2 separate regions of the Homo sapiens genome follow, and region 1 is linked to region 2. Evidence: chromatin loops called from intact Hi-C (ENCODE). Cell type or tissue: Calu3. All regions are shown on one strand. Links, peaks and the distances in the headings refer to the core of each region. The heading gives the core; the rest is flanking DNA.

What was found. Peaks named below come from ENCODE experiments on the same cell type or tissue, not always from the same donor. Only the 100,000 strongest peaks of a DNase experiment are listed, where the experiment ranks them.
Region 1: a loop joins it to region 2, with 10 times the contacts of the local background. A loop is called at or near these places in 59 of 110 quality-filtered maps.

What each region holds. Positions count from the first base shown.
Region 1 is chr17:17,310,052-17,320,034 of GRCh38, reverse strand. The region is part of intron 2 of NT5M (5',3'-nucleotidase, mitochondrial); the gene reads right to left. Among named protein-coding and RNA genes, the nearest start is that of NT5M, 12 kb to the right of the region's middle. In Calu3, for the core only: no CTCF peak of the experiment used is centred there; a DNase peak (open chromatin) is centred at 6,254.
Region 2 is chr17:16,992,707-17,002,689 of GRCh38, reverse strand. No RefSeq gene overlaps it. Among named protein-coding and RNA genes, the nearest start is that of LINC02090, 9.4 kb to the right of the region's middle. RefSeq lists enhancers at 5,103-5,152, 6,198-6,760. In Calu3, for the core only: a CTCF peak has its summit at 5,009 (motif pointing right); a DNase peak (open chromatin) is centred at 4,949.

The DNA.
Region 1 (9,983 bases), core at 1,364-9,363, 320 kb before region 2:
CCCTGTCTATACTAAAAATAGAAAAATAGCCGGACGTGGTGATGAGCACCTGTAGTCCCAGCTACTCGGGAGGCTGAGGCAGAAGAATCACTTGAATCCAAAAGGCGGAGGTTGCAGTGAGCCGAGATCACACCACTGCACTCCAGCCTGACGACAGAGCGAGACTCCGTCTCAAAATAAAGAAAGAAAGAAATATTTAAAAAAAGTAAAAGACACACATGGGAAACCCAGATCACCACAATCAAGAAATAAACACGCCTGCCACCCTCAAAGGTTCTCCTTTGTTATCTCTCCCAGCTGTCCCTCCCGTCCCTCCCTGCCCCTGGGGCCCTAGGCAACCACCCATCTACTTTCCATCAGTACAGATTGGATAGTATTTTCTAGAATGTTACATAAAAGAAAGTATAGTCTATACTCTGTTTTGCCTGGCTTCTTTCATCCAGCAAAACTATTCTGATATTCGCCCATAGTGTTAAATAAATGTATCAACAGTGTGTCCTAATTGTTAAATAAATGTATCAATAGTTTGTCCTAAATTTTTAAATGTTTGAGTAAACATTTCTTAAAAGTTTTACTGAGATAGAATTCATATATCCTAATATTCACCTATTTTAAGTGTATAATTAAATAAATGTTAGTATATTTACAGGGTTTTACAGCCATCACCACAATCGAATTTAAAGACACTTCCATCACCCCAAAAAGAAGCCCCATTCCCATTAAGCAGTCATTCCCACAGCCCCTCCCCACAGCCCGGGGAACCAGGGGCTGCCTAGCTCTAAGGATTTGCCTCTTGTTCAGAAACTTTTTTTTTTTTTTTTCTAAGACGAGGTCTCACTCTTGCCCAGGCTGGAGTGCAGTAGCTCAATCTCAGCTCACTGCAACCTCTGCCTCACAGGTTCAAGCAATTCTTCTACCTCAGCCTCCCCGCAAGCAGCTGGGATTACAGGCACCCACCAACACGCTCAGCTAATTTTTGTATTTTTAGTAGAGGTGGGGTTTCACCATGTTGCCCAGGCTGGTCTCGAACTCCTGACCTCTGGTGATCCACGTGCCTCGGCCTCCCAAAGCACTGGGATTACAGGGGTGAGCCACCACGCCCGCCCCATAATATTTCACATAAATAGAATCCTACAATACGTGGCCTTCTGTGTCTGGCTTCTTTCACTCAGTATCATGTTTTCAAGGTTCATTCATGTTGCCACATGAATGGGTAGGTCATTCCTTTTTTTTTTTTTTTTTTTTTTTTGAGACGGAGTTCTGCTCTTGTTGCCCAGGCTGGAGTGCAATGGCGTGATCTCGGCTCACTGCAACCTCCGCTCCCCAGGTTCAAGGGATTCTCCTGCCTCAGCCTTCCGAGGAGCTGGGATTACAGGTATGTGCCACCACGTCCAGCTAATTTTGTATTTTTAGTAGAGACAGAGTTTCTCCATGTTGGTAAGGCTGGTCTCAAACTCCGGACCTCAGATGATCCGCCCGCCTCAGCCTCCCAAAGTGCTGGGATTACACACTTGAGCCACTGCGCCCAGACTTTTTTTTTTTTTTTTTTTTTTTGAGACAGAGTCTCGCTTTGTTACCCAGGCTGGAGTTCAGTGGCACGATCTAGACTCACTGCAACCTCCCGTTTCCCCAGTTCAAGTGATTCTCCTGGGTCAGCCTCCCAAGTAGCTGGGATTACAGGTGCCTGCCACCAAGCCTGGCTAATTCTTTTTGTATTTTTAGTAGAGACGGGGTTTCGCCGTGTGGCACTGGCTGGTTTCAAACTCCTGAGCTCAGGCAATCTGTCCCCCTCAGCCTCCCAAAGTGCTGGGATTACAGGCATGAGCCACCATGCCCGGCAGTCATTCCTTTTTATAGCTGAAACATATTCCATTGTGTGGCTACGTCACATTTTAAATATCCATCCATCACTTAGTGGATACTTGGGGTTGCTGTGAATAGTGTTGCTGGGACATTCGGGTACTAGTATTTGTTTGAATACCTGTTTTCAATTCCGTGGATATACACCTATGAGTTGAATTGCTGGCTCATACAGTGAGTCTATGTCTAACTTTTTTTTTTTTTTTTTTTTTGATCATGGAGTCTCACTCTGTCACCTAGGCTGGAGTCCAGTGGCATGATCTCAGCTCACTGCAACCTCCACCTCCTGGGTTCAAGCGATTCTCCTGCCTCAGTCTCCCAAGAGCTGGGATTACAGGTGCCTGCCACCATGCCTAGCTAATTTTTGTATTTTTAGTAGACAGGATTTCATCATGTTGGCCAGGCTGGTCTCAAACTCTTGACCTCAGGTGATTCGCCCTCCATGGCCTTCCAAAGTGCTGGGATAACAGGCGTGAGCCACCATGCCCGGCCTAACATTTGGAGGAAATGTTTTTCAAGGTGTTTTTCCACACTGGCTGCACTGTTTTATATTCACACCCACAATGTGAATTGTGGTTTTTTTAGAGACTGTCTCACTCTATGTTGCCCAGGCTGGCCTTCCGGCCTTCTGTTGCCCTTCTCAGCCTTCTGAGTAGCTGGGAGCACAGGTGAGCGCCACTCACCCAGCTCCTCCTTGTGGTTTTGACTTGCATTTCCCTAATGACTGATGATGTTTTCAGGTAGTTACTGGCCATCTGTATATCTTCATTGGAAAAATGTCTATCCAAATTCATTGCCCCAAATCCACATTTTAAAAACCTAAATTGGCCGGGAGCAGTGGCTCACGCCTGTAATCCCAGCACTTTGGGAGGCCGAGGTGGGCAGATCACCAGGTCAGGAGATCGAGACTAACCTGGCTAATACGGTGAAACCCTGTCTCTACTAAAAATACAAAAAATTAGCGGGGCATGGTGGCAGGCACCTGTAGTCTCAGCTACTCGGGAGGCTGAGGCAGGAGAATGGCATGAACCCAGGAGGCAGAGCTTGCAGTGAGCCGAGATCATGCCACAGCACTCCAGCCTGGGCGACAGAGCGAGACTCTGTCTCAAAAAAAAAAAACAAAAACAAAAACAAAAACAAAAAACAAAAAACCTAAGTTATGGCCAGGCACGGTGGCTCATGCCTGTAATCCCAGCACTTTGGGAGGCCGAGGCGGGTGGATCATGAGGTCAGGAGATCGAGACCATCCAGGCTAACAGGGTGAAATGCTGTCTCTACTAAAAATACAAAAAATTAGCCAGGCGTGGTAGCATGTGCCTATAGTCCCAGCTACTCTGGAGGCTGAGGCAGGAGAATCGCTTAACCCGGGAGGCAGAGGTTGCAGTGAGCTGAGATTGCGCCACTGCATTCCAGCCTGGGCAACAGAGCGAGACTCCATCTCAAAAAAAAACAAAAACAAAACAAAACAAAACAAAACAAAAAACAAAACCCTAAGTTATGGCTGGGCACGGTGGCTCACTTCTGTAATCCCAGCACTTCGGGAGGCCGAGGAGAGCTGATCACCCAAGGTTAGGAGTTCCAGACCAGCCTGGCCAACATGGTGAAACCCCATCTCTAATAAAAATACAAAAATTAGCCAGGTGTGGTGGCGGGCGCCTGTAATCCCAGCTACTCAGGAGGCTGAGGCAGGAGAATCACTTGAACCCGGGAGGCAAAGGTTGCAGCGAGCCAAGATCATGCCATTGCACTCCAGCCTGGATGACAAGAGTGAAACTCTGTCTCGAATAAATAAATAAATAAATAAAAACCTAAGTTACAGCTGGGCACGGTGGCTCACGCATGTAATTCCAGCACTTTGGGAGGCCAAGGTGTCAGGAAGTCAAGCGGTTAAGAGGTTAAGACCAGCCTGGCCAACATGGTGAAAACCTGTCTTCACTAAAAACACAGAAATTAGCCAGGCATGTTGGCGAACACCTGTAGTCCCAGCTACTTGGGAGGCTGAAACAGGATAATTGCTTTTACCCGGGAGATACAGGTTGTAGTAGGGAGCCAAGATGGCACCACTACACTACAGCCTGGGGGACAGAGTGAGATTCTGTCTCATTTAAAAAAAAAAAAAAGGCCGGGCATGGTGGCTCATGCCTGTAATCCCAGCACTTTGGGAGGCCAAGGCGGGCTGATCACAAGGTCAGGAGATCGAGACCATTCTGGCTAACACAGTGAAACGCCATCTCTACTAAAAAATACAAAAAAAAATTAGCCGGGCGTGGTGGCAGATGCCTGTAGTCCCAGCTACTTGGGAGGCTGAGGCAGAACAGCATGAACCCGGGAGGCGGAGCTTGCAGTGAGCTGGGATCACACCGCTGCACTCTAGCCTGGGTGATGGAGCGAGGCTGTCTCAAAAAAAAAAAAAAAAAAAAAACAAAAAAACCCTAAGTTAGATCACATCAATCTCTCTTCAACTTCACCCTCCACCCACCCCTGCCACCCCCAACATGCTTCCTAAGTTCCAGTGCCAGCTGTCCAGTTCCTTTATGTTACTCAGACAAACAAAGGCCTGGCCCGGCTCAGGCATTGGCACCTGCTCCTCTCCTGGCCTGCAAGGCCTGTCCCGACTCTTCACTGGCCCATTCATTCTTACTCTTCAGGTCTGATGTCAATTCTCAGCTCCCTAGAGCCAGCTTCCCATTCTACCCAAAGCAGCCCCTTCCCTGTTTCCTCTGCAGCACAGCCCCTTGTTTAGTTCCTTCACTAAGCTTATCACAGTTGGAAATCATTTTAGTTTATATGTTGTCATCTTCCCTGCTGTGAGACCTGCCCTGAAACTGGAGACCTTAGGTGTGTTATTTACATATATATCCCCAGTGCTAGCACAGTACTGGGTGCATATTAAGTCGTAAAATGTATCTGTTTAATGAACCCATGAATAAACTGCCTCTTACTCTAGGCTTCACGACAGTGAGCACCATGTTAAAATCAGGTTTAAGTTCTTATCCTTCTAAATGAGTGGTTTCCTCCAAAATTGTTAAAAAAAAATTTTTTTTTAAATCAACAATTACTGTGGGATTATGCACATGAAGTTATTCATTTGGCAAATATTTTGAGTGTGTGATGTGCCAGGCATCATTCTGGGAACTAAGAATAGAGCCAGAACCAAGACAATCCCTGACCTCAGGGAGCTGACACTCAAAAGAGGAAGGGACAGACACAGACATGCAATTTCAGCTTAGAGTACACACTCAGGGTCATGGGACAGAACGACCAGGAGGGGAGGGCAGAGACCTCAGCTGCAGTGGTCAGGGAAGGCCTCTGTGAGGAGGCAACATGCACGGTTCTCAGTTTGAAAGAGAAAAACAATCTAGCTGTGTAAAGAACTAGGGCAGAAACATTCCAGGAAGATGCAACAAGAACAAAGGTCCTAAGACCAGAAACACGTGTGGCACATCCAAGGGGCAGGAAAGAAGCCAGCGTGACAGGAGCAGAGGAAGACAGAGGTTGGAAAGGAAGGCAGGGTCAGATGGCAGACAGCCTTCCCAGCCTGGCCAAGGGACAGCGGGATTTTACCACAAGATGAAGCCAGCAGAGGGCTTTCAGTGGGGCTAACATCATCTGAATTTGGTTTAAAAAATATCACTCTGACTGCTGGGTGGAGCATATCAATTTGTAAATCTATATTTAAATATGTAGGGGGGTGCACTTCAAAAGGTCTGGAAGCATACACACCAAATTCTTAACTAGAGCAAGAAGAGTGGGCCAAGGTGGGTATATGCAGGGAGAGAGGTCAACTGACACATTTTCACACACGCTCATGCTATTGGAGTCTTTTATAAGAATATATTCGGCCGGGCACGATGGCTCACGCCTGTAATCCTAGCACTTTGGGAAGCCGAGGTGGGTGGACCACCTGAGGTCAGGAGTTAAACACCAGCCTGACCAACGTGGTGAAACCCCGTCTTTACTAAAAATACAAAAAATTAGCCGGGCGTGGTGGCGGGCGCCCGTAATCCCAGGTACTCCAGAGGCTGAGGCAGGAGAATCACTTGAACCCGGGAGGCGGAGGTTGTAGTGAGCCGAGATCGCACCACTGCACTCCAGCCTGGACGACAGAGCAAGACTCCATCTCAAAAAAAAAAAGAATATATTCATATATTCCCGAACAATAAAAAGAATGGTCACCCCTGAAGATATTCCAAACCAAGCTCCTCAGAACCTGAGGCTCTGCCCAGGGAAGCCCTATCTCACGCGCAGAGCTGCTGGAACAGGGCAGGACGTGCCACAAAGGCCATCTCAGGAGAGTCCCCTGGGCGTCTGCTCAACTGTTCCCCTCCTACCTGGAGTCCCCTTGCCCTTCACTACCTGGCAGGTTCCTTTTCATTCCTCAAGATGGCAGCACAATGGCGTGGCCTCCCGGGGAGCAGCAGTTCCTGCCTGCCTGCCTGAGCCCCAACGCCACGATTACTTTGAGATCTATGTTCCAATGTCTGTTTACCAGGGAACTCTTTGAAGGTAAGAACTCTCTTACCTATTTGTGTCCCCGCAGCCCCTGGGATGAGGCTGAGCATGCAGCAGATGCTGGATAAATAGTCATGAGGGTGACTGATCAGCCTTGGTCTCTGCTGCTGGGCCCACATCTCTTGTACTCAGTGCCCACTTCAGCACCAGATACACAGTTATCCACTCAGTTACTGACGAGTCCCTTCGCTTTGTCTAGATACTGGGCACAAACTGACCATAGGAATCTTCTACCAATTTAAGAGCCAAATGGAGATAAAGGACCACTGGGTATGGTCTAGATTTGCATTCCCAAACGGGAATTTCTGCAAAGGTATTAATCGAGAAGCTATGAAAAAATGTTCCAGGCTAGAATACCTTTTTTGGTTTTTGGTGTTTTTTTTGAGACAGATTTTCACTCTTTTTACCCAGGCTGGAGTGCAATGGCGCAATCTCAGCTCACCACAACCTCTGCCTCCAGGGGTTCAAGCGATTCTCCTGCCTCAGCCTCCTGAGTAGCTGGGATTACAGGCATGCCCCACCACGCCCACCACACCCAGCTAATTTTTTATTTTTAGTAGAGACAGGGTTTCTCCATGTTGGTCAGGCCGGTCTCGAACTCCTGACCTCAGGTGATCCGCCCGCCTCAGCCTCCCAAAGTGCTGGGATTACAGGTGTGAGCCAGCACCCGGCCTAGAATATCTTTTTTTAAGAGACGGGGTCTTGCTCTGTTGCTCAGGCAGGAGTACATGGCGTGATCATAGCTCACTGCAGCCTTGAACTCCTGGGCTCAAGTGATCCTCCTGCCTCAGCTTCCCAAGTAGCTAGGACTATAGGGACAGGTCAGCATGCCTGGCTTCTTTTTATTACTATTATTATTTTTTTTTAGTAGAGACAGGAGCTTGCTGTGTTGCCCAGGCTGGTCTCAAACTCCTGAGCTCAGGTGATTCTCCTGCCTCAGTCTCCCAAAGTGATGGGATTACAGGCATGAGCTACCAAACCCCACCCAGGCTAGAATACATTTTTTTTTTTTTTTTTTGAGATGGAGTTTCACTCTTGTTGCCCAGGCTGGAGTACAATGGCGCAATCTTGGCTCACCGCAGCCTCCACCTCCCAGGTGCAAGCAATTCTCCTGCCTCAGCCTCCCGAGTAGCTGGGATTACAGGCATGCACCACCATGCCTGGCTAATTTGTTTGTATTTTTAGTAGAGACGGGGTTTCTCCATGTTGTTCAGGCTGGCCTCGAACTCCTGACCTCAGGTGATCTGCCCACCTTGGCCTCCCAAAGTGCTGGGATTACAGGTGTGAGCCACCGTGCCTGGCCGCTAGAATACTTTTGAAGAAAGCTGCATCCCTTACTACCCCAATGCAGTGTCACAAAGCACACAAGCACTTAAAAGCTCTGAAAAGTACTATGGTGAAGAAGCCAATCTAATCCATTGTTTCCCATACCGTGGTGGCTTAAGGATGCCTTTCTTGCGATATGCCTATTAAATCTTACAGAGCGGCAACAGCAGCAGCTAGCATTTGCTGAGCACCTGCTATGTGCCAGGCACATATACTGAGGACTTTCTCCTTATCTCCATTTTACTGAAACCCAGAAAGTTTAATAACTTGCCTGACATCTGGGAATGAGATTCTGGGGAAGTGAGGATGTGAGCCTGGGCAGCCAATGTCCAGAACCCCACTCCAAACCACTGTGCCCTGCAGCTCCCCAGGACACAGTCATGTGGCTGCAGGTCAGCACATGCTGATCCAGGCCACGAGCAGGGTTTTGAAAGCTTAAGTGTGAATGCTGTACACATATTCTTTGCCTCTCAGACTCCTGCTACAGGAACACGATACATCAAGTTCATACCATAAACCAGAATAAAATTCACTACTCTGCAGGACTTGGACTCACATCCAAAGATAAATTACTACCAAATAAGGTCTACGATTCAACTCAAACTCTGTATTTTGTGTTTCTCTGACACCTATTTATCATATTAGAACTTTAAAAGTTGACAATTTTTAGAGGCATTTATATGACACAATGAAGGCCAAATCATACCTTACATTTGTCATTCAGGTTGCTAAATTCAAGCAAAAATGTGGCCAATAAAAGTTATCTAAGTCTAGAAATAAATCCTTATATTGATGCTCAATTAATTCTCAGCAAGAGTGTGAATACAATACAGTGGGAAAAAAGTAGTCTTTTCAATAAATGAAACTGGGACAACAAGATATCTACATGCAAAAGAATGAAGTTTGACCCCCTACCTCACACCATATACAAAAATTAACTCAAAATGGATCATAGGCCTAAATGGAAGAGCTAAAACTAAAACTCTTTTTTTTTTTTTGAGACAGAGTCTCACTCTGTCGGCCCAGGCTGGAGTCCAGTGGCGCAATCTTGGCTCACTGCAAGCTCCGCCTCCCAGGTTCACGCGATTCTCCTGCCTCAGCCTCCTGAGTAGCTGGGACTACAGGCGCCCACCACCACACCCAGCTAATTATTTTTGTATTTTCAGTAGAGACAGGGTTTCACCGTGTTAGCCAGGATGGTCTCGATCTCCTGACCTCATGATCCACCCGCCTCGGCCTCCCAAAGTGCTGGGATTACAAGCGTGAGCCACCGCGCCCGGCCCAAAACTAAAACTCTTAAAGAAAACACAGGGGCAAATCTTTGTATTTTTTGTATTTTTAGTAGAGATGGGGTTTCACCATGTTGGCCAGGCTGATCTTGAACTCCTGACCTCAGGTGATCCACCTGCCTTGGCCTCCCAAAGTGCTGGGATAAGAGGCGTGAGCCACTGTGCTCAGCCGAATCTTTTTCTTTTTAGACAGGGTCTCGCTCTTGTCACCTAGGCTGGAGTGCAGTGGTGTGAACTTGGCTCACTGCAAACCCTCCCCCTCCCCCCACTCTCTCCACCCCCCTGAGGTTCAAGTGATCCTCCCACTTCAGCCTCCCAAGTAGCTGGGATCACAGGCACGCACCACTATGCCTGGCTATTTTTGTTGTATTTTTAGTGGAGGCAGGGTCTCCCCATGTTGGCCAGACTGGGCTCAAATTCCTGAGCTCAAGTGATCTGCCTGCCTCGGCCTGCCAAGTGCTGAGATTACAGGCCTAAGCCACCACACCTGGCCTCAAGCATCTTTTTATGTGCTTATTGGACATTCTAAATTTTCTTTAAAGAAATGTTCATTCAATCCTTTGTTGAGGTTTTCAATTGGTTTGTCTTTTTTTACTGTTAGCTTTTGGACAAGGTCAGGCACAGGATAACTTACTTTTGGGTATAACACTACATTTTTGTATTTTTTGTAGAGACAGGGTCTCACTATGTTGCCCCAGCTGGTCTTGAACTGCTGGCCTCAAGTGATCCTCCTGCCTTGGCTTTCTGCTGAGATTACAGGCATGAGCCACTGTGCCTGGCTTTTTTTCATTGTTAACTTGGAAGAGTTCTTTATATATTCTAGATACAAGTCTCTTATCAGATACATGATTTATAAATATATTCCCTCATTCTGTAGACTTTCATTTCAATTTCTTAATTTTGTCCTTAGAAACACAAAAGTTAGGCCGGGCGAGGTGGCTCACGCCTGTAATCCCAGCACTTTGGGAGGCTGAGGAGGGTGGATCACGAGGTCAG
Region 2 (9,983 bases), core at 1,316-9,315:
CCAGAACCTACCTTAAAAAAGTTTTTTTTTTTTCCCCATCTACTCGGGAGGCTGAGGCAGGAGAATGGCGTGAACCTGGGAGGCGGAGCTTGCAGTGAGCCGAGATCGCGCCACTGTACTCCAGCCTGGGCAACAGAGCGAGAATCTGTCTCAAACAAAAAATAATTTTTTTTTTTTTTTTAAATAAAGAGACAACAGGGTCTTGCTTGGCTCTGTCATTCAGGCTGGGGTGCAGGGGGCAGGCAGCCTCGAACTCCTGGGCTCAAGCCATCCTCCTGCCTCAGCCTCTCCAAGCGCTGGGATTGCAGGTGTGACCCACTGCAGAATCTGTTCAGTGGGGCGGCTGGACTGGTTTCGACCCACTGGACTGGTTTGCAAAACCCCCCACCCGGCACAGTCTCTGGATATTTTCCTAGACTGTGACAAGCGGCCGCTGCCAGGGGAGAGTGAGGGACCCTTTACCCTCTGTGCCCCTCTGTCCCTGGGTCAGAGCCCTGACATTTATTGCACCCACCCACCCCAGGGACAAAGTCCTCTGCACAGGGCGGGCAGCCAGCCCCTCGACCAAGGCCTCAGGAAGGTAAAGAAGCCGGGTCCACCCGTGCTCAACACCTGACTTCAGTCCAGGGTAGGCGGCCCAGGGCTCCTCTCCGCCCAAACTGGCTCCTCCCAGCGCCACCCAGAACGAGGGGTGCCGAGGGGCCCAGCACCTAGGTCAGCGGCGCCACCTGCTGGTGACCATTGGGAGGCGCCGGCGCCTGGTTCTCTGCAACATTCCGGCTCCAGAACCTACTTAAAAATTTTTTTCAAATAAAGAGACAACAGGATTTCTCTTCGCTCTGTCATTCAGGCTGGGGTGCAGGGGGTAGGCAGCCTCGAACTCCCGGGCTCAAGCCATCCTCCTGTCTCAGCCTCCCCAAGTGCTGGGATTGCAGGCGTGACCCACTGCAGATCTGCATTCTTAACCATACTCTACAAAAGCCCTTCGCTGAGAGGATGTGGTAGGATAGCCCTCCCTACAGTGCCCAGCACTGGGAGCACCTTCATACACGAAGCTGCTACTGCTGCTCCTGTCTCCCAAGACCTTATGTGGTCCCAGGCAGCCTGGAGGGCATCCCTCCCTCGGCGAAGACCAAGAGTTCCAAAAGGACACAGACACAAGAGGCCTGGGTCTCTGAGGTCCTCCAAGGGCCATCCTTCCAGTCCCAACCCCTGCTTGTCTCACAATATTTCTCAGGAGTGGTCCTTTAGTCTCTACTTGCACACTTCCAGGGACAGGGAACTCATCAGCTCTCAAAACCACTTGAGCCAACATCTGTCTCTCACTGGCTTGGCTCTGCCATCTGGGAGTCAGTGAAAATCCTGCTGGCTTGGGAGAGCAGGAGGCCCAGGTGCTGCAATGCTTGAGCTGTCGCTGTCAGTCCCTTGGCCCTTCCTGGGCTGCTGCCCTCCAGGTGGGCTCACGCACAGCAACTTCACTTCTTCCTCCTCCGTCTTTTTTGCAGAGAAAAGATTTGAACATCGAATATTTTTAGGAAGAAGAGTTTCTGTTTGAAAAACCTGCCTTCCATGGCTGCACAGCAAATCTGAGGAATCTCTTACTGGCCCTGGGTTTCACATTTACATTACAAGCAGAAGGTTCACATTGCTGTTGCCAGAGAGTGGGCTTGTTCCACGATGGGGGTCACCCACGCTTGCAGCAGATGCTTAAGATCTGAGCACTGGACATACAGGCCCTGGAAAGACAGAGAGACTTCCTGCATGGAGCTTACTGTCTGGGGGAGCAGACCACCTCACCATCCCACAGGGAAACAGACCGTCACAGCACGACAATAGCCTGGCAGGAGGGGTGCACAGAACCCTGGCAGCTCATCCTGGGGAAGGTGCTCTAGTCTGGGAAAAGGCTTCTCAGAGAAAGGGGTCTGTTTTATTTTTACTTTTTCATCATAGGAAGAGTGCACAGTTTAAGTGTTCAGCTTGATGAAGTTTTACCCATGGGTGCCTCAGGCTCAGCCCCCAGACCAAACTGGAGAAGACCAAGTTCGTGCCCAGCCCCTAGAGGGCTCCTTTGTCCCCTCCCATCCAACACTCCCCCCACCCCCCGAGAAGTAACCATTCTTCTCTACCCTTGTGCCATAGATTAATTCTGCTTCTTTTTGAGCTTCCTAGTAATGGAGGTTTGTGAATGGTGCTCTTTTGAGTCCGGCTTCTTCACTCAACAATGACATCTGTGAGATCCTCCCATATTGTTGTATGTGGTCGTCGGTGATTCTTTTTCATTGCTGTATAGTATTTCATTGTATGAATATACTGTCATTTGTTGATGTTTTCTGTTTATGGATATTTGGGCTGTGCTGGACAGTGATAGTTTTTGGCTGAGTGGAAGTTACCTTGCTATGTGGAGGCAGAGAGGATAGGGAGGAACACTTGATAAGGCAGGAACAACATACACAAAGACCTTTGGCAGGAGGGAGCCTGCCTGGGGCCCTGAAGGCTGGTGTGGCTGAGGGGCATCCCTTCCTGTACCCTGCTTCTAGGCCGCTGTGTTCTGAGTGCCTGCTGCTTTGGCCTGATATGTGGCCCTCCACACTCATTTCCACCTCCTCCTCCTGTGCCTTCCTGACCAGCAGGGACTGGGAAGCTGAAGGCTACATTTCCAGGTTCCCTTGCAATGGCTTCCAGGGTTAGGATCCACTAGTAACACGCCCAGGTGAGATCAAGGAGGCGGGGGTGGGGGACATCTTTTGGCAGCTCTGGGCTGTGTTCTGCCACCCAGCAGGGTCACAGGCACGTGGAAGTGTCTAAAGCAATGTTCCAGTGTCTGGTCTTGAGCTGCCCAGTGGCCCTGATCCCAGGTCCCTGCACCCCACGAAGTCAGTGGTGCTTCAGTGGCATCCCTGATTCCTACCTCCTGGGCAGCTTGGTTCTGCTGGGCTCTGGGAGCCATGGGGCAGGGGCAACCCAAGACCTCTCCTCCAACTCACCCAGGGATTTTGTAAGTGCTGGATGCCTGCATCAAATCCTAGCTGCTCAAACACCTGGAGATATCACCCATACCCATTGTGATGGCCACTCTAAAAAAATAATAATAACAAATGCTGTCAAGGATGTGGAGAAACTGCAATGCTTGCATATTGTTGGTGGGAATGTCAACTGGTGCAGCTGTTAAGGAAAACAGGAAGGAGATTCCACACACACACAGACACACACACAGACACACACACACACACACACACACACACACACACACAGAATTACCACATGATCCAGGCATCCCACTTCCGGGAACATACCGAAAAGAATAGAGAGCAGGTCTCAAAGAGATGCGTGCACACCCGTGTTGACAGCAGCCTTATTCCCAATAGCTGAAATGTGGAAGTGGTGTCCCTTCCATGGATGTCCCTCCACGGATGAATGGAGAAGCACACTATGGGACATCTGCACAGTGGAATGTTATTCAGCTTTCAAAAGGAAGGAAGTTTGGACACAGGCCACCACATGGATGGGGCTTGAGAACATTATGCTAAGCTAAATAAGCCAGTCACACAAAGACAAATCGTGTATGATTCCATGTAGGTGAGGCACTAGAGTAGTTAGATCTCTAGAGACAGAAAGTAGAATGGGGGTTGCCAGGGGCTGGGGAAGGGGGAAGGGAAGTCAGCGTTTCATGGGGACAGTTTCATTTCTATAAGATGAAAGGTTCTGGATATGGACGATGGGGATGGTTGTGTCACAATGTGAATGTACTTAATGACACTGAACTAGATACTTAACAATAGTTAAAATGGTAACTTTGTTTTTTTTTTTTGAGACTGAGTCTCGCTCTGTCGCTCAGGCTGGAGTGCAGTGGCGCGATCTCGGCTCACTGCAAGCTCCGCCTCCCAGGTTCACGCCATTCTCCTGCCTCAGCCTCCCAAGTAGCTGGGACTACAGGCGCCCGCCACCACACCCAGCTATTTTTTTTTTGTATTTTTAGCAGAGACAGGGTTTCACCGTGTTAGCCAGGATGGTCTCGATCTCCTGACCTCGTGATCCACCCGCCTTGGCCTCCCAAAGTGCTGGGATTATAGGCGTGAGCCACTGCGTCTGGCCTAAAATGGTAACTTTTATGTTATATGCATTTTACCATACATAAAACAAAACCCCAGACTGAAAACCAAAAGCACTCAGAGAGGTTTCTCTGCAGAGCTTTTCCTGTATGTTGTCGGGTCAGCTGATGCCCCATCCATGAAAGACAGGGACAGAGTCAGGCCCATTTTACAACTGAGAAAACCAAGGCTCGGCCAGAGGAGGGAGGAGCCCAGCAGGTGAGCAGCAGAGGGGGCTGGACTCTGGGTCTCCCTCCTGATCTGTGCTCTTTCCACCATTCCCATCCCCATGCCACCCCACCCCACCCTAAGGAATGGTCCTTCAAGAAGCCAGCATTTCCCTCTGTCAGGAGGAGGACAAAGCCCACCCACCCCAGCGGATCCTCAGACGGGAAGGCTGCTCCTGCCCCCCTTGGGATAGACACTCCCTCTCATGTCAGCCTGCATGGGAGCGGGGTCTCAGAACCAGCCTCTGAGAGTCAGAGGGGAGGCTGGACTGCTTTTGAGCCACTGGACTGGTTTGAAAAACGCCACCCCACACAGCCTCTGGAAATTTTCCCAGATTGTGACTAGGGGCTGGGCGAGAGTGAGGGACCCTTTACCCCTCTGTGCCCCTCTGTCCCTGGGTCAGAGCCCTGAAATTCATTGCACCCACCTGCTCCAAGGACAAAGTCCTCTGCACAGGGCAGGCAGCCAGCCCCTCACCCAAGGCCTCGGGAAGGTAAAGAAGCCGGGTCCACCCATGCTCACCATCTGCCTTTGGTCCAGGGTTGGCGGCCCAGGGCTCCACCCCGCCCAAACTAGCTCCTCCCAGTCCGACCAGGAACCTGGGGTGCAGTGTGCCCAGCACCTAGGTCAGGGGTGCCACATGCTGGTGACCATAGGGAGGTGCCAGCGCCTGGTGCCTTGTTGCATGCCAGTCAGCCACTAAGGGGCAGTGAGGGGCATCACCCAGGAGGGCTGTCACGCAGGAGGGCTGTCACCCAGCAGGGCTTTCACCCAGGGCTGTCACCCAAGAGGGTTGTCACCAGGGCTGTCACCCAGGAGGGCTGTCACCCAGGAGGAGTGGCCGACCACCCATAGGTGCTGAGGGGCCTTTAGATAAGGCCTTCTTCAAGCTGCCAGGGTCCTGTGGCAGCCATCACACAGTGTCACAAATGGGGTTTAACACAACAGAAGTTTATCCCGTCAGGGTTCTAGAGGCCACAGTCCAGGATCGAGGGATCGGCAGGTTCTGCCCCTCCTGGCCCCTTCCCTGGCTTCTGCTGGTGGCTGGCAGCCCTAGGTGTTCCTGGGCTCTGGATGCAACCTCTGCCTCCGTCTTCACGTGGCCTTCCTTCCTGTGTCTCTGTGCAAATGTCCCCTGCCTTATAAAGATACCAGTCATTGGTTAGGGCCCTCCCTAATCCAGCAAGACCTCATCTTCCCTTGATCACAGCTGAGAAGACTCTATTTCCAAATCACGTCACCTTCACAGGTGCTGGGTGGACATGACTTTTGGGGAGGTCACTACTGAACTCAGCACAGAGGCTCAGCTCAAACAGGGCCCCCTCCACGCAGCCCTGCCCCACCCCTTGCAGCGTCCCCTGTCCTCTGAGCCCAGCAGGGCGCTGTGGGCGGCTGGATGGGCCTGCACCACACCGCACCCGGCTTGCTGGTTGTGAAGCATTTTCTCTCTACATCTACCTCACAGCACGCAGCTGAGCGGCAACTCCTCGGGGAGGCTGAGCGGGGTTAGGGGCCCTTTCTTTTTTAAATCTGTTTTCAAGGCACTGTCATTGATGTGTGGGCCTGGAATACTCAGAGTGGAGTCGGGTTTTACAGGTTGAAGCCTGGAAAGAACTGTTGGGTTTCTGTGTGTAGCATCTGCTCCATGACATGATATACAAGAAGGAAGAATGGAAGAGGCTGTGATCCCAGCTGCTTAGAGAAAGGGTTGCGGTTGCAACGGTCAGAATGGCAGCCCAGTGAATCCCGTTGTCCATGGTGTTGAATTCTTGGAGACAGGTGCCTCCCTGCCAGCCAGCAATGTGAGAAACGATGTTCAAGACTGTTTTGATTCAGCCGGGCGCAGTGGCTCACACCCGTAATCCCAGCACTTTGGGAGGCCGAGGCGGGCGGATCACCTGAGGTTGGGGGTTCGAGGCCAGCCTGATCAACATGGAGAAACCCTGTCTCTACTAAAAACACAAAAATTAGCCGGGCGTGGTGGCGCATGCCTGTAATCCCAGCTACTCGGGAGGCTGAGGCGGGACAATCGCTTGAATCTGGGAGGCGGAGGTTGCAGTGAGCTGAGATTGCGCCACTGCACTCCAGTCTGGGCAACAAGAGCGAAACTCTGTCTGAAAACAACAACAACAACAATAACAAAAAGATTGTTTTGATTCAAGTGCTTATGAAAAACAGGGATGGGTGGGACAGGGGGTGGATTTCTGCCCAAAGCACTTCCTATGTGGGACCAGCAGGGCAAATGGCTGTGGACCAGCACGCAGCCAGCCAAAGGGAAACTGGTGTGTGGAGATGTGCTCCTGAGAGTCAAGTGCTTAAAATGCGAATCAAATGTGGGAAGTGCCAAGAAACGTTATATCAGGACATCATTCCACATTTGGAAAAAGAGGAAAGGCGGGCAGTGGGGAGATGACCTATTGTTGAGCCACACTACCCCAGCCAGAGAGGAGGCCTTGGGGAACCCCTCTTCTTTTTGTCACAAAAAAAGTTTATGTTCATAGTAGATGACAATTGTGGTGATATTGAACAACCTTCATTAAAATGATATCACCTGTATCTATTGATGACATTTCATAGTCTTCATGAAAGCCATTCTAAGTGGCTGCAAAACATTCACTCTAGTAGGCTGACTGTGACATTTTTGTGTCCCCTATTTTTGGGTGTTCAGGGACTTTCTAGCTTTGGCAATTAAAGGTAATACTCAAGTGCAGGTGTCAAATTTTGCCCACATTTTGGATTATTTCTTCTGGATGAATCCCTGGAAGTGGAATTCCTGAGTCAAAGGGAGGGAGGACTATTAAGTCCCTTGATTAGCGATTTCAAACTGGTGGGCCAGAGCCAGTTTGTCTGTTAGCTGAGTTTCATTTGGCCTATGCATTTTTTTTTTATGTACATACAGTTTTTTTGTTTTGTTTTGTTTTTTAGATATGAGGTCTCACTCTGTTGCCCAGGCTGGAGTGCAGTGACGTGATCATAGCTCACTGCAGCCTCAAACTCTTGGGCTTAAGCAATCCTTCTGCCTCGGCCTTCATAGTAGCTGGGACTACAGGCATATGCCACCATGCCTGGCTAATTTTTTTTTTAATTTTTGCAGAGACAGGGTCTTGCAGTATTGCCCACACTGATCTCAAACTCCTGGCCTGAAGCAATCCTCCTGCCTCAGCCTCTCAAAGCACTTAGATTACAGGCATGAGCCACCGGGCCTGTGCACACATTTTTAAAAGTAAGATTTCCCATCAGAATGCAGATTTACAGCTTATCTTGGAAAATCAAAGCTGCCCAATCAATCAATGTAATCCACTGCATTACAGGAATGAAGGGAGAAAGCCAGATGATCATCCTAATTGATGCAGAAAAAGCATTTAACAAAAGGCAGCATCTTTTCATGATTAAAAACCTTCAACAAACTTGAAACAGAGGAAACTTCTTCAACATGAAAAAGCACATTTGTGAAAAACCCTCAATGATGGAAGGCTGAAAGCATTTACCCCAACAGAGGAACAGGACGGGATGCCCAATTTTCACCACTTCTGTTCAGCATAGTACTGGGATTCTAGCCAGATAAATTAGGCAAGAAAAAGAAATAAAAGGCATCATATCGGAAGAGAAGAAATAAAAGTATTCACAGATGACATGATCTTATATAGGAAAAAATCTGCTGAAAAACTATTAGCCCTAACAGAGGAATTGAGCAATGTTGTGGAGTGCAAGGCCAACACACAAAAATTAGTTGTATTTCTATATGCTGGCAACGAGCAATCCAAAAAGAAACTTAAGAAAACAATTCCACTTACAATAGCATCCTTAAGAATAAAATTCATAGGAATAAATTTAACTAAGGAGATGAAAGACTGGTACACTGAAACTTACAATGCATTGCTGAAAGAAATTAAAGAAGACCTAAATACATGGAAACTCAGCTCATGTTTATGGACTGGAAGACTTAATATTGTTAAGATGCAATACCACCCAAAGCAAAATACAGTCTTGATGCGATCTCTATCAAAATTCCAATGGGCTTTACTGTAGAAATGGAAAAGTTGATTCCCAAATTGCTATGGAATTGCAAGGGACCGCAAACAGCCAAGACAATCTTGAAAAGAAAAAAAGGATAAATTGACGGACTCACACTTCCTGATTTCCAAAACTTACTACAAAGCTACAGCAATCAAAAGGTTGTGATACTGGCATAAGGACAGACTTACAGAATGGAATATAGACATATAGACAATGGAATGGATTGAGACAAAGCAGACATATAGAAAACGAAATAGATTAAGAGTCCAGAATTAAGCCCTCAGATATATGGCCTGTTGATTTTGGACAAGAATGCCAAGATTGCTCAGTGGGGAAAGGCCAGTCTCTTCAAAGATGGTGCTGGAACTATTGGATATCCATAAAAAAGAATGAAATTGGATCCTTACCTCACACCATATACAAAAATTAACTTAAGATTGATTAAAATTGTAAATATAAGAGCTGAAACTATAAAACTCTTAGAAGGAAACATAATGGTAAATCTTCATGACCTTGAATTTGGCAGTGGTTTTCTAGCTATGACAACAAAAGTGCAGGCAACAAAAGAAAAAATAACATGGACTTCACTAAAATTAAAAACGTATATACAGCAAAGAACACTATCAAGAGAGTGAAAAGGCAACCCACAGAACAGGAGAAAATATTTGCAAAGCATATAGCTGATAAACATCTAGTATCCAGGATAGAGGAAGAACTCTCACCACTCAACAACAAAATACCCAAATAATCCAACTTAAAAATTGGCAAAGTACTTAAATAGACATTTCTCCAAAGAAAATATTCAAGTGGCCAATAAGCACAGGAAAAGTTGTACAACATCATTAATTATTAGGGACATAAAATCAAAACCACAGTGAGGTACCTTTTCACACCCACCAGGATGGCTATAATTTTGGGGCCGGGGGAATAACAGGTATTGGTGAAAATGTGGAAAAATTGGAAGCTTTGTACACTCCTGGTGGGTATGTAAGATGGTGCAGTTGCTGTGGAAAACAATGTGGTGGTTCCCCAAATAGTTTAACATAGAATTACCCTGCATTTCCACTCCTAGCTGTGTATCCCAAAGGAATTGGTAACAAACACTTGTACACAAATGTTCTTAGCAGTACATTGTAATTGCTGTAATGGCCAAAAGGTGGAAACACCCTAAATGTGCACAGCTGATGAATGGATACACAAAATGTGTTCTATCCATAATGGAATATTATTCAGACATAAAAAGTGAGGAAATACTGATACGTGCTATGATGTGGATAAATCTATAAAAATATTATGCTAAGTGAAAGAAGCTAGACATAAAAGATTCCATATGGTATGATTCCATTTATATGGAATGGCCAGAATAGGTAAATCCAGAAAGACAGAAAGGAGATGAATGGCTTTCAGGGAACGAGGGGAGGAGGAAATGGGGGATGACTGCTTAATGTGTACGGGTGTCCTTTAAATGTGATGAACATGTTCTAGAATGGGATACTGCTGATGGTAGCACAACATTGTGAGTGTATTAAGCACCACTGAAATGTACACTTTAAAATAGTTAAAATGATGAATTTTATGTTATGTAAGTTTTACCTCAAAATTTTTTTTCTTTCTTTTTTTTTTTTAGATGGAGTCTTGCTCTCTCTTGCC